Linked DNA regions of Homo sapiens: region 2 is linked to region 1. Evidence: chromatin loops called from intact Hi-C (ENCODE). Cell type or tissue: CD14-positive monocyte. All regions are shown on one strand. Links, peaks and the distances in the headings refer to the core of each region. The heading gives the core; the rest is flanking DNA.

Region 1 (13,276 bases), core at 3,822-11,821:
CTTGTCCACACTCAGATCCAAAGCTTCAGGGGTCACCTTTACTTTGTCCAGCTTCCACCATTCCATGCCCCATGCAAAAAGTTGGTAAGGTTGAGCCTGCACTCTGGGCTGTTCTGGGGACTTGCCAAGTGGAAACAGATCAGCACCCTTCAGAAATGGCTTGGTCAGAGTCACTAAACCATTGGTAGGCAGGCAACACTCTCCATGGAAGACTGGTATGCGCCGTTACTTTGGTTGCCCCTGCCATGGAGATTTGCTAGGGTGTGTGTGACCTTGGCAAGTTTTTTAACCTTTCTGAGCTCATCCATAAAATGGGGATAATAACCATACTTCCTTTCTGGTTGGTATGAGGATTAAAAACAATCATATCGTTCACTAAGGGCTTGGAGATGAAGGCCTGGGACACATTAGCTCCCATAATAGTTATTATCCAACTCCCTTCCCTTCTTCTGAGACTGTGGGTGTGCTCCAGCTTCCCATGAAAATTCAATTACAGACCAAGAACACCCTGGATGGCAGCTGAGTGTTCTTGCACTGCAGCCATTGTCAGTGAAGCTGGTGTGTGTGTGTGTGTGTGTGTGTGTGCGCGCGCGCGCGCGCGTGGGTGTCGGGGGTGGTGCATCAGCCTCTGAGCTTGGCTCACCGGGCCTGACAGACCCACTTAAGGGCTGGTTAATGCGGTTTCTGAGCCCACATGGCTGAGACCGACTCCAGACCCTGCAGGACCCAGTGAGGTCTCTAGCAGTCTCTCCTGGGATTTCTAGTCTCTGCATTCCAGCCACAAATGGATCTATGTCAGACACTAGCAAAGTTGAGGTTTGGTTTCTGTAGGGACCCAAATAGTTTCCCACTTGTGGTAGAGGGGACACAGGAGGACAGTGCTTGCTTATTAGAGAAACCTCTTCACTACCCTTAAACCTTTTTAGAGGTTCCACCTCCATTCAGAGGTGCTGTGGGAATGTTGTTAGAAAGACAGATTATTCTGTGAGAAAATGATAAACCAGGAAGTTACATGAAAAGCAAGTCAGGGGTCGGCCTGGGGTGCAAGACAAGAAGTTGGGTAAGAATGAGTTGTCCAGGATAGCACTGGAGTGCACGTAGCTGGACAGGGGCACCCAGAGGTGGAGGGGAGGTGGGGCACTCCCCAGGTGGGGCAGAGGGACTCAGGGCCCACAGCCCAGGCTTCTGGGCATCATGGTGTTGTGCAAGTCACAACACTGCTCCCACCCATCCAACTCAGCAGTTCAAGGGCTGTGAGCCCAGGGCCAAGCTAGCACACCCCCTAGAGGGGCTGAGTCCTTGGCCATGAAGGGAGGGCTGGCTTGAAGCTGCATCTGGGCTCCGCCTACCTTCACCCCTTTCTTTGGTTCTCTAGGAGGAAAGTATCAAATAACAAAGCTTGTCACTCAGAGAACCAGAAAGGACTCCATTTGTGTTTCAACCTCCTTGGAGGGTCAAGGAAGCCTGCAAGAGTCTTGAGGAGAGTTTGATGGGGCTGAACTTACAGATAAGCACAATGAGAGTTACAGAGGCACAAGTTGTCCACAGAGGCCAGCAGGGGCTGTGTACCTCATGTGGCCCTGTGAGCTGGGATTTGGAATTTAGACTCTGTCCTAAGAGCAGTGAGGAGCCATGGAAACTATAATAGGCAAGATTGACAGGGAATTGCACTTGAAAAACCTCCTTTAGCTGTTATGTAGAGAAAGGATTGAGGGAGGGGCCAGGCAGGAGACAGGGAGACAAGGCAGAGGCCCTTACACTGTTCAGCATGAGACAGTGGCGTCTGGACTGGGGAGAGTGGGCTAGTTTGGAATTAGTTAGGGATGAACGCAGTCATGCTTGCTAACTGGTTTTACTGCGTCTACCTTTGCCCCTTAGGGCCTATTCTCCATACAGCAGACAATGTGATCCTAGTTAAAACATAATTCCAGGTCATGCCGCTCCTCTGGCTTTTCATCTCAGAGTAAAAGTCAAAGTCCTTACCATGGCTGTAGGAGAACAGCCTGTTGCGTGGCAAGAATGATGCTTTTTTTTTTTTTTAACAGGGTCTCACTCTGTTGCCTAGGCTCGAGTGCAGTGGCAAGATCATAGCTCACTGCAGCCTCGAACTCCTGGGCTCAAGGGGTCCTCCCACCTCAGCCTTCTGAGTAGTTTGGACTATAGGTGCATGCCGCCACAGCTGGCTATTTTTTTTTTCATTTTTATTTTTTCTAGAGAGGGGGTCTCGCTATGTTGCCCAGGTTAGTCTCAAACTCCTGGCCTTGAAAGATCCTCCCGCCTTGGCCTCCCAAAGTGCTGGGATTACAGGTGTGGGCCACTGTTCCAGGCCACTTGATCCAAAACCACCGTAATGACCAATGTTTGACCCCTAGATGCCAAGATATTCATCAGCAAGATCTTTAAACAATGCCTGTAGAATAGAAAACTCTTCATAAAGATGCTTATTTAACCTCTCCAGTGGTCACGAGTCTTGGCAAGAAAGTCTGAAGACGGGACCAGCTGCACATGTTTTACCCTAAGAGCTTGCTATATAAAGGATACTTTCTGGAAGGCTGGTTGGTGTGAGGATTCAGTCTTGCAGCCACTCGAGACATCACTTCTGTTCGTAAGTCCCTCTTATATATTTCTCTCTGAGAAAATGGATTTGTCAACCTCTTTCTTTGGCTTCTCAGCTCTCTCGGCCTTTGGGTTTGCATAGTCCTGCTATCCATGGAACAATGGCTCACAAGGGCCAACACAGCCTTGTCTCCCTCACATCTCTCTGACGACCTCATCTACTACTTCCAGCCACCTCACTTATACTACTTCAGTCACTGCTTGCCTAGGGCCTTAGGATTTCCTGTGCCCTCTGCCTGGAATGTAATCCCCCCAGATACCTGCACAGATGATATCTTACCACCTCAGTTCTCTGCCCAAATGTTACCTTATCTGTGAGGCCTTTCCAGATTCCATATATGAAGAGAATCCCTTATGCTCTACTGTAATGCCTTCTTTATTTCCTTGATAGCACTGCTTATAGCCTGTAGTTATTTTACATGTTCGTTCAAAATGTTTTCCTAGGGTGCAACACAATGCCTGGCATATAGAAGGTTCTTAATAGGTATTTTTGTTTTTTGAGACAGAGTCTTGCTCTGTCACCCACGCTGGAGTGCAGTGGCGTGATCTTGGCTCACTGCAACCTCCACGTCCTGGGTTCAAGCAAGTCTCCTGCCTCAGCCTCCTGAGCAGCTGGGACTACAGGTGATTGCCACCACACCGGGATAATTTTTGTATTTTTAGCAGAGACGGGGTTTTGCCATGTTGGCCAGACTGGTCTTGAACTCCTGGCCTCAAGTGATCCCCCCCACCTTGGCCTCCCAAAGTGCTGGGATTACAGGCGTGAGCCACTGTGCATGACCTTTTAATAAATATTTAGTTGACTGAGTGAGTTGAGGTTGAGGATGCAGGAGGGAGCAGGTGCCCTCCAGGACAGCAGTCCCCAACCTTTTCGGCACCAGGGACTGGTTTTGTGAAAGACAACTTTTCCATGGATGGAGGGCAGGGATGGTTTCAGGATGATTCAAACACATTACACTTATTGTGCACTTTATTCCTATTATTATTACATTGTAATATATAATGAAATAATTACATGACTCACCATAATGTATGGTGAAGGAAGCCCTGAGCTTGTTTTCCTGCAACTAGATGGTCCCATCTGGGGGTGATGGGAGACAGTGACAGATCATCAGACGTTAGATTCTCATAAGGAATGTACAGCCTAGATCACTTGCTTGCACAGCTCACAATAGGGTTCATACTCCTGGAATCCTAGAATCCTAGAATCCCTACTCCTAGAATCCTAGAATTAGAGAATCTAATGCCACTGTTGATCTGACAGGAGATGGAGCTCAGGTGGTAATGCAAGCAATAGTGAGCGGCTGTAAATACAGATGAAGCTTCACTCGCTTGCAAGCCACTCACCTCCTGCTGTGCAACCCAATTTCTAGCAGGCCATGGTCTATGGCCTGGGGATTGAAGACCCCTGCTCCAAGACTTACCTCCCACTGAGAACTCAGGCAGGATGCTTGGAGGTGAGGTGAAAGGTAGTGGGAGGAAGGGAAGCCCAGTGTATGTGTGAGTGGGTGTGTGTGCTTGTGTGCCTGAGTGAGGGTGGGTGCTTCTCCAGGACCCCTGTACCTCCCAGTTCCTGGCCTGGGTGGAGGCTGGGCAGGACAGAGGTAAATCTGAGCCAGGGTCTGACCAAGGAGATAACAGGTTGTGCCAGAGGCACCAGGCAAAACTGGAAGGGATGGGATGGAGGGCATGTGGATGGAAACTATTAACTCTCCCTGGGGATGGCAGGGCCGAGGCTTTGCTCTAGGGGAGGGGGCAGTAGAGTTGGGCCTTGAAGAGTGAGTAGGAGTTTGCTGAGCCATGACAAAAGAAGAAAGGCATTTTGAGCTTCAGAGGTCTGAGGGCTATGAAAAGGTGGACTAGCTCAGAGGATGCTGGACTGGACTGTCTGCTGTAGCAGAGGAGGTGAGACAAAGTAGTCAGCAGCCCGAGGTCAGAGAGGCTTTAAATGCTAGTGGGAGGACCAGGGACTCCATCCTGAGGGCCCCGAGGTCAGAGAGGCTTTAAAACGCTAGGCAGAGGACCAGGAACTCCATCCTGAGGGCCCTGAGGTCAGGGAGACTTTAAATGTTAGGAGGAGGACCAGGGACTCCATCCTGAGGGCCCTGGAAGAGTTGAAGCAAAGGAATGAGAGATTCCTTCAGCTGCCCTGAAATGGGTCTAAAAATGCTTGGGAGGCAAAATCCTAGACACAGTGCTGGGTAGGATGTTATGGCTGGCATGAGGGTGTAGAGGATGATATCCATGTCTTTGGTCTGAAAGCCCCTGAGGTAAGGAACTGGGCCCTGGGGTTCGAGGGATGTAGCAGGTTTGGGGACAACAGTGAAAGTTGGTTCTAGCCAGGTAGGCTGGAGCCTGGAGCACTGTGAATTGGGGATCCTGGATCTGGTTCCCCCTCCTGGAGAGAGACTCTGATGTCCCCTGTCTCAGTACTGGCACCCTGGGCCATACAAACCTTGTCCTATGAGGACCCTGTCCCAAGCTTTTCATGGTCTACTACACTCAGGGCCCCTGGGCAGACGAGGTGGGCTGGGGGACTGGGTAGAGGCTGGGCCTTGAAGCTGGGGAAAGGACAAATCAGGCTGTCAGCTCTGAATGCCACTCCCCTTAGCTGCCCTCCAAGCCACCCCCAACCAGGATGCCCAGGCAGGGGCTGCTGTAGTTGCTGCAACCCTGAAGGGGTGGAGCTGTTGATCTCGGGGTAGCCTATGGTGGCAGGGAGCCTCTTGGGTGGTAGTTTCTGTTGGGGGAAGGGGTTATTGCATGTCATGGGATTAAGGTGAGTACCAGCGGCTAGTGGATCTGTGGTGGCCAGTGGGAGAGTCGAGTTTCTGCGGGTGAGTGGGAGTGAGAGGTGGGGGCCAGGGCCCATGGCTCCCGGTATTTTTCCACCCACTCCTGTGCTTAATAATGCTTCCCTGCTTTCCTGGGTGCCAGTCATCCTCTCCTCTCCCACCTATGACTGGGTGGGGCTGGGACCAAGTCAGCGGAGGCAGGGTGGGCAGGCAAGGGCAGACTCCTCCACCACCCCACCCTATTTGGGTGTGGCTGCAGGGAGCGTGTGTGCGTGCACACCTGCGCAGCGCTACGGTGGGGCGCCCTCAGGGCCTCAACGCACACAGTCTGACCCCTTGGGAAGCAAAAGGAGACAAGGGCCAGACATGATCTGGGGTCACCAGCAGGACCAGGACGCCACCTTGCCTCACTGCTCTATCAGCACCTGCCCATTGCCCTGAACTGTGCTCCTTCAGGGAAGGGAGGAGGCAAAAGGAGCCTTAAGAGGGAATCTCTAGCACAAATTTAACCATGAACAGAAGATCTATGAGAAGAAAGGAAAATAAAAACTTAAGCGAAGACAGACACAACATCTGAATAAATGCACAGGAAGTGCAGATCACAGTCCTCTCTGGAGGAAAAGACTAATGCCAGTTCTTCCCAAGTGAGTCCCTAGATTCAGGGCAACCTGGTCACAGTTCAGAGGTTTGCTTTTCCAGAGCCTGAGGCATGCAGTCTCAACTTCTGACAACTGGAAATGTAGAGGAATAGCTTTGACAGGTTTGTAAATGACCAACAAGGAGGAGAGATTGGCTATTAAACTCCAACACAGTAGTAATTATACATTAACAGGGAAATAGATCAGATGACCAGAATCCAGTAACAAAGATTCGTACAAAATTAGGAAAAGTTCCTACCAATCATTAAGAAGAAGTTAAATAAGCCTTGGAAAAAAATCATGAAGGGTTTGGGGTAACTTACACAAGAACTGCTCTTTTGAGAGTGAGGACCACTCTGTTCCCTTAGTGCTAGGCACCCAGCAAACACACCATAAATGCTCAAAAACTGAATGTTCATCACTGGTAATCAGAGAAATGCAAATTAAAACAAACGCATATGACATTTTACTTAACAGACTGGCAAAAATGAAAAAAGAAACATAATATCCTGAGCTGGCAGGAGCACAAGGAAATGGGTCTCGTGCTGATGATGAATGTGAATTGATAACAGTTTTTTTGTGATTTGCGATAGCACAAAATTGAAAACAGCACAAATGTACGTTACTCTGGGCTCGCTAAATAGGCACTAAATAAAACGAGTCAGTTTCTTCTCCCGAGCAAGTAAACTAGAGGGTAGATCCACGCGACCCGGAGTCTAGGACACATCCTCGGGAGTGAACAGCCACAATTCACAGACGATGTGTGCAGCCGGGGCATGAAAGGCCCAAGGCAAACACACCACGAGGTAAACGCCGGGACTCTGAGGAGAGGGGTGGAAGCCGGGACTTCGAGGAGGGGTGGAATTGACTTAGAGACAGGAGGGAGCCTCTTGGAGGGCAAAGCTGCCCTGGGCAAGTGTTCTTTTCTTTCTAAACCTTCCTTCTGGTCTCTGTCTGGAAATTTAAGCGCGCCCCCTGGTGGGGGAGAGAGGAAGGGGAAGAAAAGGGGGTCTCGGAGGAGAATAAAGTGCTCGTGGGTGGAAGAAACCTGGAACAGAAAATGCCAGAAAAACCTGGAACAGAAGTGCAGACGGCCCGCGGCGGCCCCGGTGATCTCCACACTCAATCACCCTCTCCAGGGGAGCGATCGCTCCTGAGGCTGCCAGCACCCCACCACCACCCCCAACCCGCTAGTGCCGATGACGGCCACAGAGGCCTTTCTCGCCCCCAGCTCACCTTTGCACACACAGTTCCCCCGTGCAGAGTTTGTGCCTCCCTCATCTCTTAGTTCTCAGCTAAGACTTTCCCTGACCCCACCCAGGTCATACCTCCTGTCGTCGCGCCGCACGCAGCATCCCAGACCTCACCTTCGTATTACTAGAGCTGGCCCGTTGTGATTCAGGTCTGCCTTCCACCCAGGCTGTGGCCCCCTTCAGGGCAGCATGGTACCCGTCCTGCTCACTACTGCACCCAGAGCCTAGGACATGCCTGGCACCTAAGCAGATACTACTGTACTCGGGAGCCATGCATGGCCTGCGCAGGAGGGTGGCAGGCCAGGTGACAGGTTCAAGGTGGAGCAGAGGAGCTTTATTAGAGGGACAGGGTGAAACATATTTACACCGGCCGAGCAGGGACCTTAAGAAGCAGGCGTGGGAGCAGGGTCCCAGCTCAGACGAGTTCCACCTTGGCATTGGGGTACACCGCCACCACGTCGTAGCCCTCGGGCGGCTTCACGCGCGCCTTGGCGTGGCTCTCACAGTAGAGCCGCTCGTCCAGAAAGAAGTAACCACGCTGCTTGAGGTTCAGGCCGCAGTCACTGCACATGAAGCACTCGGGATGGTAGAGCTTGTCCCGTGCCTTGACGATGGTGCCCCTGATGGGGGGAACGAGACAGGACAGCGTCGAGTGACTGATGGGTTCACGACTGCGCCCGCATCCAGGGCCCTGGAAGGCTAGGGTCCGGGAGGGGCAGCGGGGGCGGTTACTCACACGATGCCGTGGCCGCAGCGCGTGCACTCGGGCAGCCCCTGCAGGCCGCTCAGCGGAGCGCCCAGCTTGCTGGCCGTGGGCTTGAGGTTCCGGGGGCCGCCAGGCCCGGGCCAATCCCCTGAAACCCGGAGCGTAGGTGGCATGAACGGGGTGAGGAGGTCAGAACTCCATTTCTGCGGGGTGTTTGGTTGGGCGCCAGACGGGCCATCGGCACCCGAGACTGGGGAACGGGTTTGGCGGGCGTGGGGTGAGGGGCAGCGACAGGGGGTGGAGAGGGAATCGGGAAGCCAGGGCGTAGCAAGGTTGTAGCAAGGGCGTGGGACCGGGCCGCAGAGACCGAAGAGGGCAGGTGACTGCGAGGCGGGACGTGGGGTCGCTAGGGGGCAACCTGGGCACTGCAGGGAGTGGGAAGGCAGATGGGGACAGGTGGCAGGCGTCTTACCGCCCTCGCCGGCCTCTAGCATGCCCTGCAAGTAGCGGAAGGAGCCTGACTGCTTGGGCTCCGCGGCCACGGGCTCGGCTGGCTCCCGCAGCATCCTGTACACCTCGGAGCCCAGGTCGACTCTGCAGTCCCGGCTCCGCGGGAGGCCTCTGGCTGGGTCAGCGCTGGGAGGGAGAAAGAAATAGAGGAGGAAGGGATGCAGTTCCAGCCTTCACCCTGTGGACTTGGGGTCTGGTAAGGCTTATGAGTCAGAATGCAACCAGCTAAGACCCAAGGATCAAGTGTCAGGGGTCAGAGTGGGACTGGGTGAGATTTGAGGGATCAAGGGTTAAGATGGGTTCTGGGCATGGCACCGAAGGCATCTCTGTGCTACCTGGGGGGTGGAGACACATGCAGGGTGCTCATCTGGGCTGGCAGGGTGGCCTCGCTGCTGCCATTGTGAGGGACTGGAAAGCGAGGGGGTTGTCCATATGGAGATCCCAGGCTTGGTCTGCCATCTTCTGGCCCAGTCCCGGTGCCTGAGGGCCGCCTGCTGGTTGTTGGGCTGCCGTCCTATTAGAGAGAGGCCTAAGGCACTGGGAGACCCTCTGGCCTCCAGCCATTCCTTGTTCACCCCACCCCCACCCTGCTGTGCTGTGCCAGGTGGTGGATGTCAGTTGGCTTCCTCTGCTTCGGCATCTCTGGCCTGTGGTGCTCAGCCAGGGAAGGGATTTCTGGGGAAGGGCTGGGCCTGGGGACTGGTTATGCCCCTGCAGAAATGAGAAACGTCCTTGGAAAGTCAGACACAAAAACCTGGGCAGCTGAGACTCAGCCTGGGCTTGTGAGCCCTGCAGTGGTTCTGCCCACCACCACTCAGGAAGGGACAGTACTGGGGCAGGCCTATCCCAAGAAGCCTAAGGTCTGTGTGGCTACAGCAGAGTATGTGGCCTCCTGGCAGAGGTGGCCCTGGTGCCAAGCCTTCTCACCTTCCTGAACTGTGGTGGGTACTGGGTAGGCCCATGGCTGGGAACTCAAAAAACGTAACTCCTGTCCTACAGTCAGAAAGGGTCCTTGACTGTCATGTGTCCAAGGCCCTTTGGGCAGGCTGAGGCTCAAGAGTGCCATTGTGAGGTCAGCCCCTTCTGGGCCTACACCTGTCCCCCATTTCCTGCTTTCCAGGCCACAATGAGTAGCCTTCTGCAGGCACAGCAGATGAGGGGCAGAGACCAGGCTAGGGCTCAAGGCTCTCTGCCCCACTACCCCACAGCCAGCCTGGTGCCCATGGCTGAAACATTTTGGGTGGGAGTGTCCTGAACCTGCCCCCTCAGCCATGAGGAGAGGGCAGTATCTCTGTGTGTGGGGGTCTGAGTGGGGACTGGGGATCTTTGTCCCTGCAGAGTCCAGAGCTGTGCAGTTCCCAGCTTGCAAGTGCACACAAGCACCCCACAGCAATGTAAACAGGGGCATGCACACTCTCACAATTATGCTTTAAAGACACACACACACACATAAGGACAACACATATGCACCTACCAATCTCCCTACATACAACTAACTACATGCGCATGGTTACAGAGACTTGGAGCCAGCACTGGTCACCCTGGGAATGGCCATAGTGGCCTCCATAGCTGAGACTGGGCTAGTAGCCAGAGCAGCCTGATTTTAGGATGATGTCTGAGGCCAGGCCATGGGGTAGGTCTTAGCCTCAGCCTGGGAGTGACGTGTAAACCTCCTCTGCTCTACAGTGTGGTCAGAGAGCCCAGTGTGGACAGGAAAGGATGCCTATCGTAGTGGGAAGAACCCTGGTTTGGACTTAGGAAGCTCTGAGGCATAGTTGAGCCTGTGGGGTTCTGCCCTGAGTACCCCCTGCTTTTTGTAGGGTGGGAACCTGGGGAACAGGCAGACCAGCAGTTGGGTGGGCCCCCCTCCATTTCCCCCACCCCAACAGACAAACAGGAGGGTCTTGCTGCCCAGGTGGCCCCCATCAATGCAGCAGCAACAGGAAAACCCCTATCCACATCAGGCCCAACAAAAGCCCCTGAGAAACGTGAGCGCTCTCACACGTGTGTCTGTCGGGCAAGCATGCAGGCAGGGCTGACCTCTAATGGGGACCAGATGGGCTGTGGCCAGTGGGGGTGGGGCTCAGCCTCCGGGCAGAGGCTTTGGTGGGAGGGAGGAGTTGGAGGGACTGGGACTGGGAGGAAGGAGGCCCTCACTCACCCCTACCCAGCAGGGTGCAGGGGTCCACTGCAGGGCCATCAGAGCCACTGCCCCTCCCACGGTCACCCATGCAGCTGCCTCTCTAGGCCTGAACTCTGTGGCTAGGACACACATGGCTACCTCAGTTTTAGTTTGAGTCCCAGGGTTATCCCCTAACTGGGCAAGTCTCTTCACCTCTCTGAACCTGTTTCTTTATCTATGAGCTGGGGAATGTGATGCTTTCCACATCAGGTTCCTTGTGGAGATGAAATAAGACAATTGCATAGTGCCTGGCATAAAGCACATACTTGTTGGATGAATGGCTGTCAGGGGAATTCCTGGGCCCCCAGTCCTGTATTTTCCCCCTCTGTGGGTGGTACACCTCGTACCATATGCTCCTCTGCTCTGAGAACCAGCCTGCTGCCCACTTGGTTGTTGAAGCCTCAGTGGATTTTTCAGCAGGATGGGGGTAACTACCTGCTTTGGGACACTCAACTTGGATGGAGGCAGGCGCTGAGTCCAGATGAGCAGGTGCCATCTCCTAGAGGCTCAGTTCTAGCTCTCTGCTGGTCTGGGGAGGACAGGCTGAGTGTGCAAGGACTGCCTGCTCCACCTGACTTGCTTCTCCCCATCACCTGGTTCTGAGCATAATTGCCACTCCTTCCAGAAAACCCTACTAACCCAGAAGGATAGTAATAAGTTACTATCCTTCCTCCACCCTGGGCTAGGCCAAGTGCCTCCTGTGTTCCCACAAGAGGCCTGAGAGAAGGAGGTTCTCCTATCGCCCCACAGGGAAGGTGGGCCTGAAGTTCCAGCTGGCCCTGTCCCATCCCACTCGGGGATGTGTGCCAGGGCACCTTGTGCTGGTCCTAGGGCCAACTGTGGTTTCCTCCTCCTCGATGGCTCCAGCTAGCTCCACCCCCTCCCCAACACCCCCACTCAGGCAGAGGGTGGGAGCAGCATGGGGACAATGGGCCCTGTGTCTGTGTTAGCAAGGACTCAGCCCTGCAGGGGTGGGGTGGGGGTGTTTTTGTCACCACCCATGGAGCCCATGACCTTTTAAGTACAAAAGTGGGGCAGCAGCTGAGGGGCTGCCCTGGTGCTTGTGGAAACTCCCTCCTTCTCCAGTCTGAGCCACTGGCAGCCTGGTCTTCAAGGGAGTCAATGAGAACAAGTGTGGGGGCAGGGGGAGCTGCTCTACAGTCGCCAGCCTCCCAGGCCCACCGGCCCTGAGCCTCTCCTGGAAGACTGAACCCCCTCCCCACCACGTCATCCTGGCACTGCTACCTCTGAGGGAGGCTGGGCCTCATGCATGAGCTTGAGGCCCACACCCTGCTGCTCCCCTCTGCCTGGCCTGTGGCAAACCTGGCTCATTTGTCTATGGCAACATGTACCCCTACCCCTAAGGTCTGGGGTCCATGGGGCCATCAGAGCAAGTTTCTGAGACACAGATGTGGCCATGAATCCCTGTAAGAACAGCTGAGGTCCAGGATAGAGAAGCCCAAGAGCCTTTCTGTGGCCCTGCTCCACCACCTCATCTCTCACCTCTGTCCTCTCACTCCTTCCATCTTGTCCTCCCTTCCCCTGGACCTTTCTTTTCTCTGAACTTGTGGTGCAAGACCTCACCTCTGGGCCACACTTCCTCTCCCTATACCCCTTTGCCTGCCTTACCATTCCTAGCCCTTCAGGTCTTGGCTTCAATACCCCTTCCTCCAGGAAGCACTCCTTGACTCCTTGTCTGAGTCATGTGACTACTCTGGGCTCCTTTGGCCCCTGGCTTCCCCTAGCCCAGAACTTCTAAGTGCCTTTCCCCTGCCAGAATGGGCACTGCCTGGAAGGTGGTAAGCATCTGGCTCCAGGGATGCCAGCCAGGCAGGGTAGGGAATAGAGCAAGATGGGATTGGGGTAGATAGTGAGGGAGAAGCTGGGGCACATCCTTCCCTCTGGTTCAGTGAAGCCTCTCCCTGCCTTGGCCCCTTTTCTTTCATGTTGAGAGGGTGGACAAAGGCAGGCCCAGGAGGCAATGGTCCCACATGCTGGGTCCCATGGTTCTGGCTCCATCACAGACCATCCCAGTCTCCTTGCCCAAACTCTGTGGCCCAGAGATGGCTCTGGATACCTCAGTCATCCCCACTTGGCTACTCCTTATGCCATGGCAAAACAAGGCCCTAGAATAGCCTGACCCCCTCACTCTTCTTGAGGACAGGACCAGAGATATGACTTCTATCACACACAGAAAGGTGACTGGGCAGACAGGCCTGCAGCCTAAGTTCTGCTAGAAGCACCACAGGATGGCCAGGAGAGAACTTCAGGCTTGGATAGGGCACTCAGAGGAGTGTCCCATAGCCTGAGGTCACTCCACAGCCTGAGACTGCCACCAATCTCCCCCGCTGCAAGCACAGTGACTTCTTTCTGGTCTGGCATCACTGAGCACCAGAGTGAACTCCAGCTGGCTGTGTGATAGCCGCAAACCAAGGCCTAGCCCAGATCCTGGACATCATAGGCACCTTGGTCCAGAATCCAGGATTGCCCGGAGTAGAGACAGAGCCCACACCAGGTGCTCATCATCTGAGGAACATGGGATGGGGTATGGATGTGGTCCAGAGAAAACTTCTGCT
Region 2 (15,652 bases), core at 3,072-11,071, 50 kb before region 1:
CCTACGGGAGGTGAGCAGGGGAGATGACCAGGCCTCAGGAAAGCGCAAGCCCCCTTTCCCTTAATGGGTTTGTCCAGTTCAGGCTAGATGTGCATCATGGCAGGAAGAAAGAAGGCACTGTCAGGCTGAGAATGATGGCTCACATCTGTAATCCTAGCATTATGGGAGGCTGAGGTAGGAGGATTGCTTGAGCCCAGGAGTTTGAGACCAGCCTGGGCAACATAGTGAAACCCTGTCTCTACAAAAAAAAATACAAAATGTTAGCTGGGTTTGGTGGCAAGTGCCTGTAGTCCCAGCTTGGGAGGTTGAGGTGGGAGGATTGCTTGAGCCCAGAAGGTCGAGGTCGAGGCTACATTGAGCTGTAATTGTACCACTGCACTCTAGCCTGAGCAAAACAGTGAGACTCAAAATTTTTTTAAAGTGTGTGTGTGTATATATATATATATATATATATATATACACATACACACATATATATACACATTTATATATGCGTGTGTGTGTGTGTGTGTGTGTGTGTGTGTATATATATATATATAAAGGCACTGCCAGAACCATGTGTTTTAACACTGAACTATATTCTTATTTGTCCATAACTATATATCTCATATCTATTTTATGATTGCTGTCATCCACATAGGTAGATCCCTACAACTAGACTCTAAGTTTCACAGATAGGAATCAGGCCACCTAGCTGATAAATACCGATAAACACCCCAGCACAGCCCTGAAGGGCAGAAGTGTTAGACACTCCCAATGTTGTTGTTGTTGTTGTTGTTGTTGTTTTATCCATTTAAATTGACTGAGACTTGAAATGGACTTCTTGATTTGAAGGGCAAAGGATTAAGGGATGTTTTGTCCTGGCAGCCCTCTGAGAGCTTGAGTTCATGGCCAGTCTAAGCCTCTAGCCATAGCCAGAGTATCTGCTTCTGGAAAAGGTCCTGAAGGCCAGGGACTGGGGAAGCCGTGGGGGTGAGCAGTGGCATGCCCACCGTCCTCTACAGAGTTCTGCTTTCTGTACTACATGCTTTGGTGCAGGGCATGTATAATGTTACTGAAGCCACCACAGTCTTTTTTAGGTGTCCTGAGCAGACTCCTACCTATCTCCTAGACAGGAATGCCCTGCCCCATCCTCTCCACTCATTTAAGTGAGTCCTGCTGTCCTCCCTGGCTTGGACCTGCCTCCAGCCATGGGCCACCCTGCTATCTTTCTCTGTATTGCTGGCACACAGTGTCTCTACTTGGATACTTACCATTTCCTCCCTTATGCCATTCTTTATCTTTTTATCTAATCCTCTTGCCAATCTTAGTTACATTCTATGTTCCTTTAGAATTTGGGCTGTGTCTTTTCTTATTTCCTCTAGGAGCCAGCACAGGGCATGGCACACTGCATATCCTCACGAACTGTCAGGAGGTGTGGCTGCTTCCACAGAATATCAGCTTTTCCTTGTGGCCACCAGCTTTCAAGGGTGAATCCTCAAGCCTGTGCTTTCAGGCCTTAAGGTTCTAGACATGACACAGAGTGAGACTAAAGACATGCATAGCTTCCTCAGCAGTCTGTGGTAAGATTCAGGGTACAGTGGAGAACCCAGGGTGGACTAGCCCTGAAACATATTTTTCCACTTAATCTGGACATTTAAAAATCATCAGTACATAGCTGTGTCAGTGGTTTGGAGCAATGCCAATAGAAAGTTGATGATAAACTTGCAAAATAAAGCAAACTAATATTTAATGAACGCTTGCTATTTGCTAAGCAGTTTACATATATTATTGCATTTAATTCTTATAAACAGCCCTTTAAGGTGGATTTTATCTTAGAATTTAATCATGATTGTGTTCCTAAGGCCTAGTGCAATGCCTGGTACATAGTGGGCACTTAACAAATATTGAATTAAGTTAAATTCCATAAAATCAAGAATGCATAGCTGATCTCAAGAGGAAACATCTGCAAATGCTTACCTCCACAGAATCAAATATCACTGCTGGTACAGCTATGTTGTTCATTTTTGCAGCTTTTTGGATGATATCTTCAGCCTCTCTAAATCTTCTCTGGGATATCAGCCATCGGGGAGATTCAGGAATGAACCTATAATTTATTTTTAATATTTAATAATTTTTCACAACAGCAGGGCTGGATACTATTAAATCTGAGTTTCCCCCAAATAGTTTTAATTTTGTAAAATTCTAGTTTGTCTTTTTAAAGGGAGTCCACATAAGATTTCTATTGGAGCATAGGAATAAATAAAACCACCTTCAAGTTTCAAACTTCTGATCAAATTATAAGACCGATCATCAGTTGTGCTTGAGACCAGGACCAGACCATAAGGGGTGACATTAACTATGGGCATGTTTGAGCCAGGGCTCTGGAGAAGTTCATCCAAAACTTATAGGTAGTGTGGCTCATAAAAGAAACATAGCTACTAGACTATAAGTTCCCCTAGAGAAGAGACTGTCTTTGCAGTGGGTCCATCCTAAGGAGAATTGCTGGTGTCCCAGCTGGTGATGTTCACAGTTTATTGGGAAAAGGATGGCCAGGGCACCTGTGTTCTTGATCGTTTCCTTTAGTCAAAAGAGAAAGTGAGGGCACTGACACCCGCCTGTGTGGGGCCCCCATGGCTTTCAACAGATTCCCAGATCAGCGAGTGCCCAAACCAGCTTTTGGGAGATGAGCCCCAATGTTGTCTTTTTGTTAATGTCTAAAAAAGCTTATTGTTTTAAATTACATAGTCTATTCCCATTTATAGCTGATGCTCAAACACAGTTGCAAATAATAGGGCTTCTATTCTTTCTAAATTTTTATTTCTCAAAATCTTTTAGCCATTCTCCTGTCAGCTCTCATTTTCCTTACCTATTGTCAGTACAGATGGTCCCTAACTTATGATGGTTCGACTTATGATTTTTCTACTATAGGAGAAAAATGATATGCATTGAGTAGAAACCTTACTTTGAGTGCTCATACATACAGCCATTCTGTTGTTCACTTTCAGTACAGTATTTAATAAATTACATGAAATATTCAACACTTAATTATAAAATAGGTTTTGTGTTAGAAAATTTTGCCCAATTGTAGGCTAATGTAAGTGTTCTGAGCATGTTTAAGGTAGGTCAGGCTGAGCTATGATATTTGGTAGGGATGCAGGGCAGGCAAGCTCCAGAGTGGGGTTTGGCCCATGAGGGTTCTTGGCTTTGCCCAGGAAAGAATTCAAGGGCAAACTGGAGGTGGAAGAAAACAGCTTTATTGAAGAGGCAATGTTACAGCTCCGTGACTGCTCCTGCAGAGCAGGGCTGCCCCACAGGCAGAGAGTAGCAGCTCAGGACAGTTTTGCACTCATATTTATAACTACTTTTAATTACATGTAGATGAAAGGTCAGTTTATGCAGAAATTTCTAGGGAAAGGGTAGTAATTTTTGGGTCATTGGGTCATTGCCATGGAAAGGGGCAATAAAGCCTGAGTGTTGTCATGGCAACAGTAAACTGACATGGCACACGGGTGGGCGTGTCTTATGGAAAGCGTCTTCTGCCCTGGCTGTGTTTTAGCTGGTCCTCAATTTGGTCCAGTGTCCAAGCCCTGCCTCTGGAGTCGTGTCTGGCCTCCTACCTCAGTAGGTTAGGTGTATTGACCTAGAATATTCTCAATTTACAATGGGCTTATTGGGATGTAACCCCATTATAAGTCAAAGAGCATCTGTACTTACTTAGCCTAGACAACAAATTATAAGTAGCAGACACAGAGTCCTGTGTAGTTAATTGGCCCCAAACCCACACTAGGAATTAGCTCAGAGCAAAACAAATGACCAACCAGCAGGTCCCCTCTCCAGCTTAATAGCACATGAGTTGAAAAATGAGCCTAGTTTGCATTTTTCAGAATATGCCTTTAGTGGGTCCCTATAGGAACTACAATAATGTTAGGTCACTGACTCTCAGTAATTAGAACTGTGCTGTCCGATAGAAACTTCTGAAATGTTCTGTATCTGTACTAAGACAGCACCCACTAACCACATGTAGCTATTGAGCTAGTGTGATTGAAGAAATGAAAATTCAATTTTATTTACTTTTAATTAATTTTAACTTAAATAGCTGCATGTGGCTGGTGGCTACTATATTAGTGCAGAATTAGAGATCTTACTACACAGCCACGATATACCTCATGGATGGGGCCAGTATCTTTCTCCAACCAGATTATGCTTAGAAATATCCTACCTTTTTTTCTACAGACCACTGGCCTCAGATTCTTAATGTTTAATCAGCTAGAAATTGCATAGCTTTCCTCACATTGCATCTATGGCCTGCTTCCCTACCCCATCCCCACCGCCTATACACATACTCCATTCACACCTGTGGCCACTTACTGCCAAGCCTTTTAAAGGAAACTTGGGACATAAAAAGTCCCCCAAACCACCAGCAGTGCCTCTATGTAGGTTTACCTCCCATTTCTAGCCCACTGTACTCAGGGCCACTGGTATCTCTAGTTTTGAATTGCTTTGATTTTTTTTTGGTGCACATAATCTCAAATCTAGCTGATCATTTCAAAAGTCAATGGAGTGCCAAATGAGGTAGCACACTATAATCTCTCTGTAGATTGAATTCAGACTAAACAGCAGTGAGGTGTTGCTGGAGAGCTTGTCTCATACTGAGCAGGCGGCAGGGTCCATGTCAGCTCTAAGCATCCCTCCATACCCCAACCACTAGACTGATGAGCATCCCTTTGGGAAGACCCACCTGCAAGGATGGGATGTTCAGAAGAAAGCTATTTTCTTTTATAGGAAAATGGTAAGACCACTGGTAAATGTTCAGGGGGAGCACTCAGCTTGTCAGTGCTGGTCCCAGGCTGGCCTCTGTCTGGGGCAAGTCCTGTCCCTGGTACAGTATGCCCACAGCCAGGAGCATTCATGGACCAGCTCCTGGGGAATAGAAGAAAAAGCTCTCCTTAGGGCACAGTGAGCAGGCTCCCTGTGGGATGGACCTTCTCTGCTGGAAACTCTGGAGGCTGACTCTGGAGGGCTAATGGATCAGAGCTGTTCGTTCCTCGCTGTGACATATGGTCCCGAGGCAAAGATCCCATCCCTACTAATCTCTGTACAGCCCATCAGAGGCTTTATATTGTTATTCTCTCTCTCTCTTTCTCTCTGATAGAATCATACCTTAATCAGATTGATTATAACTTTTTTTTTGAGACAGCATCTCATTCTATCTGGGCTGGAGTGCAGTGGCATGATCATATAGCGCACTGTAATCTTGAACTCCCAGGCTCAAGGGACCCTCCCACCTCTGCCTCCTAAGTAGCTGGGACTACAGGCGCTCACCACTGCACCCAGCTAATTTTTTATTTTTAGTACAGACAGGGTTTTGCCATGTTGCCCAGGCTGGTTTTGAACTGCTGGGCTAAAGTGATCCTCCCACCTTGGCCTCCCAAAGTGCTGGGATTACAGGTGTGAATCACCATACCTGGCTAATTATAACATTTTGAAAGTACTGGTCTCTTAGGTCAAAATGACAACTAGAGCCAGAGAACATAGTTTATTAAAACCATTCAGCTGAAGAGGCAGAAAAGAACCTTTGAATAATCTTGTCATGTGTCTTGAGAGAACCTTAGTCACTAACATCTTTTCCAATAAATTCAGCTAGCAAGGGAGTTGTGGAGAGAAGGACAGATGATGATGATGATAATTACTCTCATTCAGAAAATTGCTCTGCTCTTGTAAGTCTGGGATGCTTTCCTTGGAGGCACAGCTATGTAGATAATGGCCAGCCCTTATTCACTGCTCCTCAGGCCGGGTTTCCCGGTCCTCAGACAGGGTTCCAGAGGAATGTTGCAAATCAGAATAATACATAACCTTTAACAAACTGTCAACTCCCCCTGCACACTTCATGCCAATAATTTACACTAGTAAATCACAGCACTCTTACAGGTCATGAGAATACAGGGGCTTAGAGTGAGCCCACCTGACCTGCGCTATCTCGTCAGACAGGTGGCCTGCCTGTCAACCTCTATGACTGCCTAACAGCTGCAGTAAGATAAAGGCCTAGACAGCTTCCCAGTCAGGAGGTATCCAAAGGACAGGGCAACCATGAGGTCTAGTCTAAATTGTGAGTTCCAAAAAATGGTCAAAGAAGCTTGTGTTATGTGTAAGCAGGTAGAAGTTATGCAGTTCGGTGAAACCAGTCAGTGCTGGAAGATTTGACTTTGATATAATGAAATCAAACAAAGAAGAATTAATGAGAGAGAAAGAGAATGAGAGAGAGACAGAACCAGACCCACCAATGGAAGGAATCTCCTTTTCTCTTGCTTAAATATGAAAAAGCAAAGGAACAGGAAATCTCCAAAAAGAGGGTATGTCTGACACCTTGTTCTATGATTTTTAATTTATTCTTTCACCTGAAATCCCCCAGATAGTCATATTGGGCAAGACTGAGGCCAGAATCTTCAAACTTTGTTATTCCTATAACTGTTGTGTTAAAACTGAGTTGGGAGGTTGTGGGAGGAGAGAAGAGGACATTTCTCTAACAATTTATTAAATAAAAAGTAATTTTCTCACTCTTCGAGACATAGCAGATAAATAGGCACACTATCATAGTGCTAATAAATAGGCTTCCCTTTCATAGATGCTAATCGTTATATGATAGGGAAGCTTGAAGAATTACATTAGTTGGATAGAGTGAGATTTTTCTAGAGAGAGAAAAGTGATGAAAGAGCAGGGGGCAGAGTTAAAAACAACAAAATCCAACACCACCAGCTCCACAAATAACAAGTAGCAACAGACAGGAGTGGCTGGTATCAAGGAAGAGATTGGAATCCTGAGAATGTGCTTTTTAGGACAATGGAGACTCAAACTCCAGCACACAGGCCCACCCACAATGAGGCAAAAACTCTCCCGGCTTGGAAGCTGGCCTCCGCGAGTTCCGTGGAGGTCATGCAAGCCCAGGCTAGGTCAGCATCAGGCTCCAGGTGTGTTCCAGGTGTGCTGACCCGCAGCAGAGGGCCTGTCTGGGGACGAGTCACACTCACCACCACAGCGGGACACACAGCACTCCCGGCACCGTCAGCGCCAGCAGCAGCATCCGCCAGTCTCTGATGAAGTAAGCAAACAGTGGCAGCAGCATATAGCCAACTGCAAAAAATGTGCACACTCCTAATGTAGAGAATATAATACGAACTGACTTGCCAAGAATTTCTGTTCCTGTTCAAAACAAGGGAGGAGTATTAGCATATTAACTCACTTTAATATTTGCTTTTTATATCATTATGTGGCAGTTAGAGTTCAAACTATCACCACTTAGAAAAGGGGAAAGGCATTTGCCTCATGGCCCAGAGCAGGCATGGTCAGGGTAGAGGAAGGTGGGACGTGATCCAAGACTTGGCAACTTATAGAAGGTTGAATTTCTATGAGATTTTAATGGAGCCATAGATTTATTTATTTATTTTTAATTAATTTATTATTATTATTATTATTTTTGAGACAAAGTCTCCCTCTGTTGCCCGGGCTGCAGTGCAGTGGCGTGATCTCAGCTCATTGCAACCTCTGCCTCCCAAGCTCAAGTGACCTTCCCACTTCAGCCTTCCGAACAGCTGGAACTACAGGCGTGCACCACCACGCCTGGCTAATTTTTGTATTTTTAGTAGAGACAGAGTTTCGCCATGTTGGCCAGGCTGGTCTTGAACTCCTGACCTCAAGTGATCTACCTGCCTTGGCCTCCCAAAATGTTGGGATTACAGTCATGAGCCACCGCGCCTGGCCAACTTATTTTAAGGCCATTCCATGTCATAAAAATATCATGCCCAGCCCCAAGAGCTAATCCCTTCTGAGAATGCCACATTTCCAAAATAAGAGCCCCAACATGAGAAGCAGAGAGAGCATTTCAGGAGACAAGCAGTGGCTCTTCTGAGGGGCCATGTGGGGTCAAGGTGTGTGTAGCCTTTCCAACAGTTCTGAACTGTAAATAAACAGACATTGGCCCATCAGGAAGCAGTGGAGAGTTCATCATTTCCAAGACCTCAGGGCACACTTACCCATGCCTGAGCCCTGAGAAATCAGTTGGAGTGAGCTGGCTCTGGAGGTACACAGACAGGCCTTCCTGCAGCATGCTGTGCCCAGAGATCAGCCCAGGCAGACACAGTCCACAGTCCATTTGGACCAAGGAAAGAAAAGCAGGCGCTGTTCTGCTGCCCCTGCAGGCAGCAGCCCTAGACCTGTCCACACACCCATTGAACTCACAGTGCTTTCCCTGAACAGCAGAAAGGCCCATGACTGCTTGGTGCGGGCACTGCTTTTTGGGAAAGGACATGCAGGCGACTATTGGCCTCTGCTCTGCTCAGTGCCACAGTGAGCAGAGATGGCACCAGATGGGAGTCCAAGAACAAAGCTCCTTCTCTTGTCACGGAGCTCTGGGCCCTTTCCACAGAGTCTGCCCTTGGTTCACTACACCTGGGGCGGAGATGTGACCAATGGCAATGGCTCTGCCTTTTGTTGGGGATCTGCCCATGCTATAGAGAAGTGGCCTGGAAGATACAAAACAGATAATTCAAAGGTCATTCATGCTTGCCTTTTAAGAGAGATTTTCTCAGTCATGTTTATATGCCCTAGGCACAGGCTAAGGGATTAAGAGCTAATTCCAGAGAAGCAGCAAAATTACTATGTTGGCTGGTTTCTCATTTTACCACCTATCTGTTCCCATCCCACCCCACTCATTCCCCTTCACTGTTCATAACTGAGAGATCTGCCTCAGTGGGTCCCTCTCAAGAGGCCATTTAAAAACCTGGACTGATAGAAACAGCCAGTACTTTGTGCCTCCTGCATCCCATGTTGGAGACAATTGCCCTAACCACCCAGAGCATTGCTCAGCCTATAAACCCATTTCCAAGGATAGGGCCTGACTTCTTTGAGGATCATGAGTATGATTTCCAGGTCTTTTCTGACCTCATTAATGACCTTCCTGCTATGCACTGGTTTCTAAACCCCTTGGCCGTGATTGTGATGTGGAAATAAATAGAAGGTGCTTTATTCTTAAGCAGAGATTCAGTGGCAGAGGGTTTGATTTTGGAAAAGAGAAAGGGCGCAGGATCAAGTGAGAATCTTGTAGAATTGTGAGGCCAGAGGAGCTTTCTCCTACCTTCATGACCTTGTTAAGAAAAGAGAAGTTATACTACTGGGTTCCTGGATAATCTCCCTCTCTAAGCATGGGTCTCAGACCAGAACAGTTATATAACTTTGCAGAGTGCATGTTGGGGACAGAGACTTTGTAGGTCTCTCTCTTTGCCTTCCTGTGGACAGCATGGATGGTACAAATTGAAATAATTCCTTTTTAGTCCTACTTTCTGCTCTCTTTTAGGCAGTCACCCTTCCTTAAACAGGATCACCATCTTCACAGCTAGCATTTTTTTGAGTAGGTACTTTGAGACAGGTTCCAGGCTAAGTGTTTACATATATTATCTCTTTGACCCTTCACACCAGTTATATAAAAACTAATATTCCAGGCCAGGCACGGTGGCTTATGCCTGTAATCCCAGCACTAGGGAAGCCAAGGCAGGCAGATCACCTGAGGTCAGGAGTTTGAGACCAGCCTGACCAATATGATGAAACCTGTCTCTACTAAGAATACAAAAATTAGCCAGGCATGGTGGCAGGCACCTGTAATCCCACCTATTCGGGAGGCTGAGACAGGATAATCGCTTGAACCCAGGAGGCAGAGGTTGCAGTGAGCCGAGATCATGCCACTGCACTCCAGACTGGGCAACAAGAGCGAAACTCCATCTCAAACAAAAACAAAAACTAAAACAAAAGCTAATATTCCTCCTACTTTACACATAATTAGCTGAGACTTCAGAGTTAAAGCCAATTGCTTAAATTCATGCACATAATAAGTGGTGCACCAGGATTTAAGCCTTATTTGCTCTATGGATACTGGTCTACCTTCCAAGAAAAAAATTACTGGGGGCATGACTTGGCCTTATAAAGCAGTTCTTCAACTGAGAGTCCAGTAGAGACATGAGGGGAGATGGGTAAGGCCATATCCTGCTGTCATTTTTACAGTTTTTCTTTTTTTTCTTTTTTTTTTTTTTTTTGAGACAGACTTGTGCTCTGTTGCCTAGGCCAGAGTGCAGTGGTGCAATCTCAGCTTACTGTAACCTCTTCCTCCTGGGTTCAAGCGATTTTCCTGCCTCAGCCTCCCAAGTAGCTAGGACTACAGGCGCTTGCCACCATGCCCGGCTAATTTTTGTATTTTTAGTAGAGACGGGGTTTTGCCATGTTGGCCAGGCTGGTCTTGAACTCCTGACCTCAGGTGATCCACCCACCTTATCCCCCTTTCAGAAGTGGATTTACATTTTCCCTTCCTTGGCTTGTCACTGGAAGCCAGCCAGACCCCTCTGAGTAATGCTAGGAGAGAACCCTGATTACACAGATCTTTTATGGCCTGCAGCTGCCATGAGCTTTCCATGTGGCAGTGAAACAGATGACACAGCAGTGACTCCTGCTGTGCTGACGGGGGATCCCTGTCCTGGCCCCCTATGCTCTATCTGCCTCTTCTGCCTGCTTTGCTTCTAGGGCAAAGCCTGGTTGGTCTTGGTCTGGCTGGGCTTCTGAGTTTCTCCTGGGAGTGAAACTTTGACATCTAAGCCAAAGGGACATGACCTGGCTAGGATGAGGGCCAGCATAGCCCTAGGAGTATTGCCCACCACCTGTCACACCCCTCTGAATCTGAGCACTCTCTCCAAGAGGGAGTGACTCAGAGAGGGCCAGGCTGCCTTCCATGTAGAGCAGTACCTGCCCCAGGAACCGCTGGGCCCATTCCACACAGAGGCAGGACATGCACCTTCATAAATGACCAACATAGGCTCTCAGTAGACCCCAGCTCAAGAAACAAGACTGTAGTGCAGCTGCCAGGATATGAGGCGAGACCCAGGAACCATGGGCTAGGAGTGTCCTCCATCTGGCACGGGGAGAACCTGGGTTCCTTGATGCTGAGTTGCTACTAGAGTGACTGTGATAAGCCGTCTTTCATGGAGATATTATTATGAAGACTGAGATCATGTATGCAAAGTGCCTAGGAGGGTGTCTGGCATGTGGCAGGTGCTCAGTAATAGTTATTCTTTATCCTGATCAAGCAGTTGAAATGTGCTACATGTCAGGGGAGTGATGGAAAGTACAATGCTTTTGATCCAAAAAGGCCCAGTGGAAGACAGAACTCCTCTTCAGGGCTTAACAGATGTTCCCCTGCTCAGGGCTTCCCCTCTGTCTGCACCAATCACTCCAGTCAAAAGTAACATTTCCTATCTCTGTGTATACCCAGCAATATGTGCCCCACTCCCTTGACCCATGTCCCCATGTCCACAGTGACAGCTGCATTGGCTGCAGAGGCACAACCAGGCAGTGAGCTCCTTGTGAATAGACAGGAGTAAGTTCTTGCTCTTCCCTGGGTCTCCCCAGTTCTTCCCTCTTACGGTGCAATGCAAATAAGGTATGCCAGCAAATTTCTGCATCATGTTTACGTATTTATATGCCAGCTCATCCCTTGGAGATTTTGAGGCAACTTCAAATTTAAATACAATAAAATAATGGTAACATTAAAGTAAGATATAAAGAAAAGTAAAAAGTTGTGCCTTGGTGAAAAGATCAAAAATACGCAGCTGACTATTTTGAAAACAGTTTGGCAGTTCCTCAAAAGGTTAAATATAGAATCACCATAGGACCCAGCAGAGGTCCTACCTTATACCCAAGAGAATTAAAAACATATATCCACAAAAATACTTATTCTCCAATGTTCATAGCATTATTCATAACAGCCCCAAAGTAGAAACACCCAGGTGTTCAATGACTGATGAATGGATGACCGAAATGTGTTGTCTTCATCCAGTGGAATACTAATTCATGTTACAACATGGATCAACCTTGAAAACAAGTGGAGTCAGTCACAAAGGCCACATAATATATGATTCTGTTTATATCAAATGTGCGGAATAGGGAAATCCATTAAAGGCAGAAAGTAAATTAGTGGTTGCCAGGGGCGAGGGGAAGAGGGAAATGACTGCTAATTCGTATAGGGTTTCTTTTCAGGGTGATGAGGAGTTAGATAGTGTTGATGGCTGTACAACTTTGTGAATATGCTAAACACCACTGAATTATACACTTTAAAAGTGTGAATATCATGGTATGCAAATCTGTCATGGACTGAATGTTTGTGTCCCTCTATTATTCATACATTGATCCCCTGACCTGATAGGGTATAGGATTAGTGTTCTTACAAGAAGAGACACCAGAGAGTGAGCTCTCTATGGCTCACTCTCTCTTTCTTGCTTTCCCTCTTTCTGAGCACTTGCGCAGAGGAAAGACCATGTGAGGACTTAGGGAGAAGGCAGCCATCTGCAACCCAATGGGAGAACCCTCACCAGACACCAACCCTGCTGGCACTTTGATCTTGGACTTCTACCCTCCACAACTGTGGAAAATAAATTTTGGTTGTTTAAACCACCCAGCCTATAGGATTTTGTTACGGCATCCTAAACAGGCGAAGACAAAATTATATTTCAACTGTTCAATTTAAAAACAGTAAAAAATATATATATATGTGGCTGGTAAAAGCTGCATCATTGATGTAGTTAAATTTCAAATTTGCCTGAGCTTCCTGGTAGCCAGAGTTGTAAAGGAAGATGCCATCACTTACACACCTATCAAAAGGAGGAACCTCTAGACATCAGAGGAAGCAAAGCTTTAAATGGTTCAGCATGCCCAAAGAAATGTCACATGGAGGTTGATGTTAGAAGTACTGAAAAATACTGAATTAATGAATCAGTCAAGAGTTTTTTCTGTGTTATTAAATACAGAAACACTTTTTGTGTTTAAGCAGCTAGTTATGGGGGATAAGAGAGGATACTGATGGCATTCTACCCAGAAGGCTATTGACAGGTGGAGGGCATTATTTCTGGGCAACAGTAGGAGATTGTGAGGGGAGCTGGAACGTGGGTAGGGTTAGTGTCCTTGGTCCCGAGTGGTCATTTCCTCCTAAACCAGCATCATTCCGGCAACACCATCACTTCCAGGCATGTCTGCTTTATGCTGTGTAGGGTAGCACTGTTCTTTCTTTCTCTTTTCTAGTCTGCTACGACTGTGGCAGCCTTGATCATTTTTTAAAAGCAGCACAAAACAAGGACTCATTTCTGCACTACTTTGACAGTGGGAGTAATTTGGCTTCCCAAGTTAATGTGAAATTATCATGCAGAGCTTTGCCAACCCTTCCTTAGGGCCAGAGGGTGGAAGCGAAGGCACCTACCAAACTCCTCAGCCCAGACCACACCCTTTGGTTTATTTTAGTCAAATACAACCTGGAATTCAGCTATTTTATCCCAGAAACACCAGAGAGCACTGCTGCACTGTAGGGAAGCTAGCAGCCACCTTGCCTTTGTACTGTGTCCCCCAACCCCAGGTGCTGACTGGGGCGTCCAGCCATTCCAGAGCAGGCTGGTTTTCAGGGACACTTAAACTTTCAGACCTGAGAACCCAACACAACGAGTCTCATACCAGGATACAAAAGCCAGTAATTTCCTGCAGAGCACAATGGAGTAAAACTACCATGAAGAGGCTCCCAGAGCACCCTATAACAGGCCTGGCCCCAGGCTGATAGCAAGCCCTGAGAGGCCTGGATCCCAGCTGATAGCGAGGCTGCTGCACCCAGGGTCTTACCTACTGACTGGCTGGCTTGACTGATCTTCCATGGCCTTACTTTCCCCTTGGCCCTCTTACCCTTCTTCACCCTGCATGTGGGACCACATGCTGCATGGGAACTGGGAGGAGAGTAGATGATAGTGTCAGAGCCGGCGGGGGAGGGCAGCCCTTTCCTGTAGGAAGCCTGGGGTATGCTCTCCCTGCCTCACCCGCTCACACAGGGGAGGCTTGGAGGCTCCAGAATCACCCTGTGCCACTAAAAAGGCAGATCTCAGTGCTGCCCATTCTATAGAACCGGGGATGCCACCACCTGGCACAAGTCCCACCTTGTTCCCATTCCCACGGAGAGAGCTTCTCTGGCTTCACCGTGACTCTCTACCCTTCTGTTCCAGATGGTCCTTCAGGTCCTCCTGGGATATGGGCCTGCTGGTCAGAGTCCTCCGTTTTGGGGAGGCCTGTTTGGCTTTTGGTATGTGTCTGGCCCAAGCAGAGCCACATGTTGGGTTTTTCAGGCTTAGGGAGGATCGTCACATGGAAGATGGATTCTGGGGACTTTGAACATGAAGACAATAGGCTTTGCCTTGTGTTCTTGGAGCCACTGGGGACTAGGAGGTTGCAATTTCTATCTTAAGTTCCTCCAACCTCCAGTTTCCAACAACACTGGCCTGAAGCTCCCTGTGCCCTCTACACAAATGATCTTCAAGAAAATCTTGCCCCGCTCCTTCCCCCTGCAGGAAGGGGAGCAGCCTCCTCCCGCTGGGGCCTGCTGAAGAGTGTGCTACCTGCTGGGACCATGTGGCTCCAGCATGTTCTTCCCACCTTGTCTCCTCCCTTCTCCCCTCTGCAGACACTGAGGCTGAGCCCATGGCACGGGGCTCTTCGCAAATAATTAAAGGAGTAGAGTTGGAATATTTCCATCCTGGCAACTTGACAGAAGGTGTACACACCATCAATTAAGACAGTGCAGCATCTCCAAAGCCAACGAGTCCTTCAGACTCTTAAAAAGCAATCAGAGTCACCTAACCAGATTCGGACTTTTGAGGCAAGAAGAATCGTTAGACTTCTATTAAAGGAGTATTATTAATAATGACACTGTGACAATAGGGACAAATTGGGATGGTACTGAGCCACCTAGAATATATTATCACCCTAGAGATGATGGGAACTGGTGTCTACTGTCCCAGGGATACCCCTCACCTCTGCTTCTCTCATTTGCCCATTCGCTGGGCTCAAGAGAACACACTCTCTCACTCCTGTGGATGACCCTCATCAACTCGCCTGGAGCTCACCTAACTCCCTCCCAGGAAAAGCTGCTGAGGGCCCCAGGGACCTCTTCATGACCTTGTAACTGATGAGTCTTCCTCATGCAGCCTGACAGGAGATGGGGCTATCAGTGTGGGGAGGCTTGTCCTGTGCTTAGCTGATAGGCTCTGGGGTGGGCTCTAACTCAGGGTGAGGCCAGATAGGCCCAGTGATGGCGGGCTGGCACTGAACTCCCCCTGTCTGACATGAGCCTCCCCACCTGTGTACTGGCCACAGTGACTACCCTAAGTCTCTTCACAAGCAACCAGGAAGAAGTCTCAAGCCTACACAACTCAGATCAAAGACATCCTCAGGCTGCCCTTCCCCTAAACTGTCCTCCTCTGTGCCTCTCTTAAGCCCTGTGCTCCAGAGAATGTGTCTCAGCTGTTGTGCAGCTGGTTCTTAATGGCTCCTGCTCTTCTTCTCCACCACATTTCAGGGCTCAGCACAGAGGTGGCTCCCTGCGAGTGCCTGCCCTGCCCCTGACTTGCTCCAAGAGCTGTGGCTACGGCTCCCTCCCAAGACACATATATCCAAAGGCTTTGGAAGCACAGCCCAATGGCCCAATGATTTCCTCTTTCTGGGCCTTTCAGAGGGTTAGAGGGAAGCACCCCATGTCCCAGAAGCCATTCCTACCTAGTATGAAGGCTACCACATAGTTGGAGATCTGGCCCATGCCCACGATGACAAATAA

The links. Peaks named below come from ENCODE experiments on the same cell type or tissue, not always from the same donor. Only the 100,000 strongest peaks of a DNase experiment are listed, where the experiment ranks them.
Region 2: a loop joins it to region 1, with 2.9 times the contacts of the local background. A loop is called at or near these places in 4 of 110 quality-filtered maps.

Annotation. Positions count from the first base shown.
Region 1 is chr5:132,266,671-132,279,946 of GRCh38, reverse strand. PDLIM4 (PDZ and LIM domain 4) reads right to left here. Exons shown (of 7, transcript NM_003687.4): 4 at 8,854-9,032; 5 at 8,481-8,644; 6 at 8,039-8,156; 7 at 6,493-7,922. The coding sequence ends at 7,718. It overlaps LOC124901063 (a long non-coding RNA gene), which reads left to right and starts at 2,197. Exons shown (of 2, transcript XR_007058934.1): 1 at 2,197-2,240; 2 at 2,459-2,550. RefSeq lists enhancers at 6,830-7,329, 7,330-7,831, 8,779-9,667, 10,841-10,950, 11,041-11,120 and 2 more and silencers at 2,437-2,731, 6,946-7,035. In CD14-positive monocyte, for the core only: CTCF peaks have their summits at 6,878 and 7,082; a DNase peak (open chromatin) is centred at 7,006; H3K4me3 peaks cover 1,231 bases.
Region 2 is chr5:132,313,711-132,329,362 of GRCh38, reverse strand. SLC22A4 (solute carrier family 22 member 4) reads right to left here. Exons shown (of 10, transcript NM_003059.3): 3 at 15,595-15,652; 4 at 7,008-7,179; 5 at 1,960-2,086. The region is part of intron 7 of MIR3936HG (MIR3936 host gene); the gene reads left to right. Among named protein-coding and RNA genes, the nearest start is that of SLC22A4, 27 kb to the right of the region's middle. RefSeq lists enhancers at 6,469-6,987, 6,988-7,506, 7,663-8,163. In CD14-positive monocyte, for the core only: no CTCF peak of the experiment used is centred there; no DNase peak of the experiment used is centred there; H3K27ac peaks cover 1,206 bases.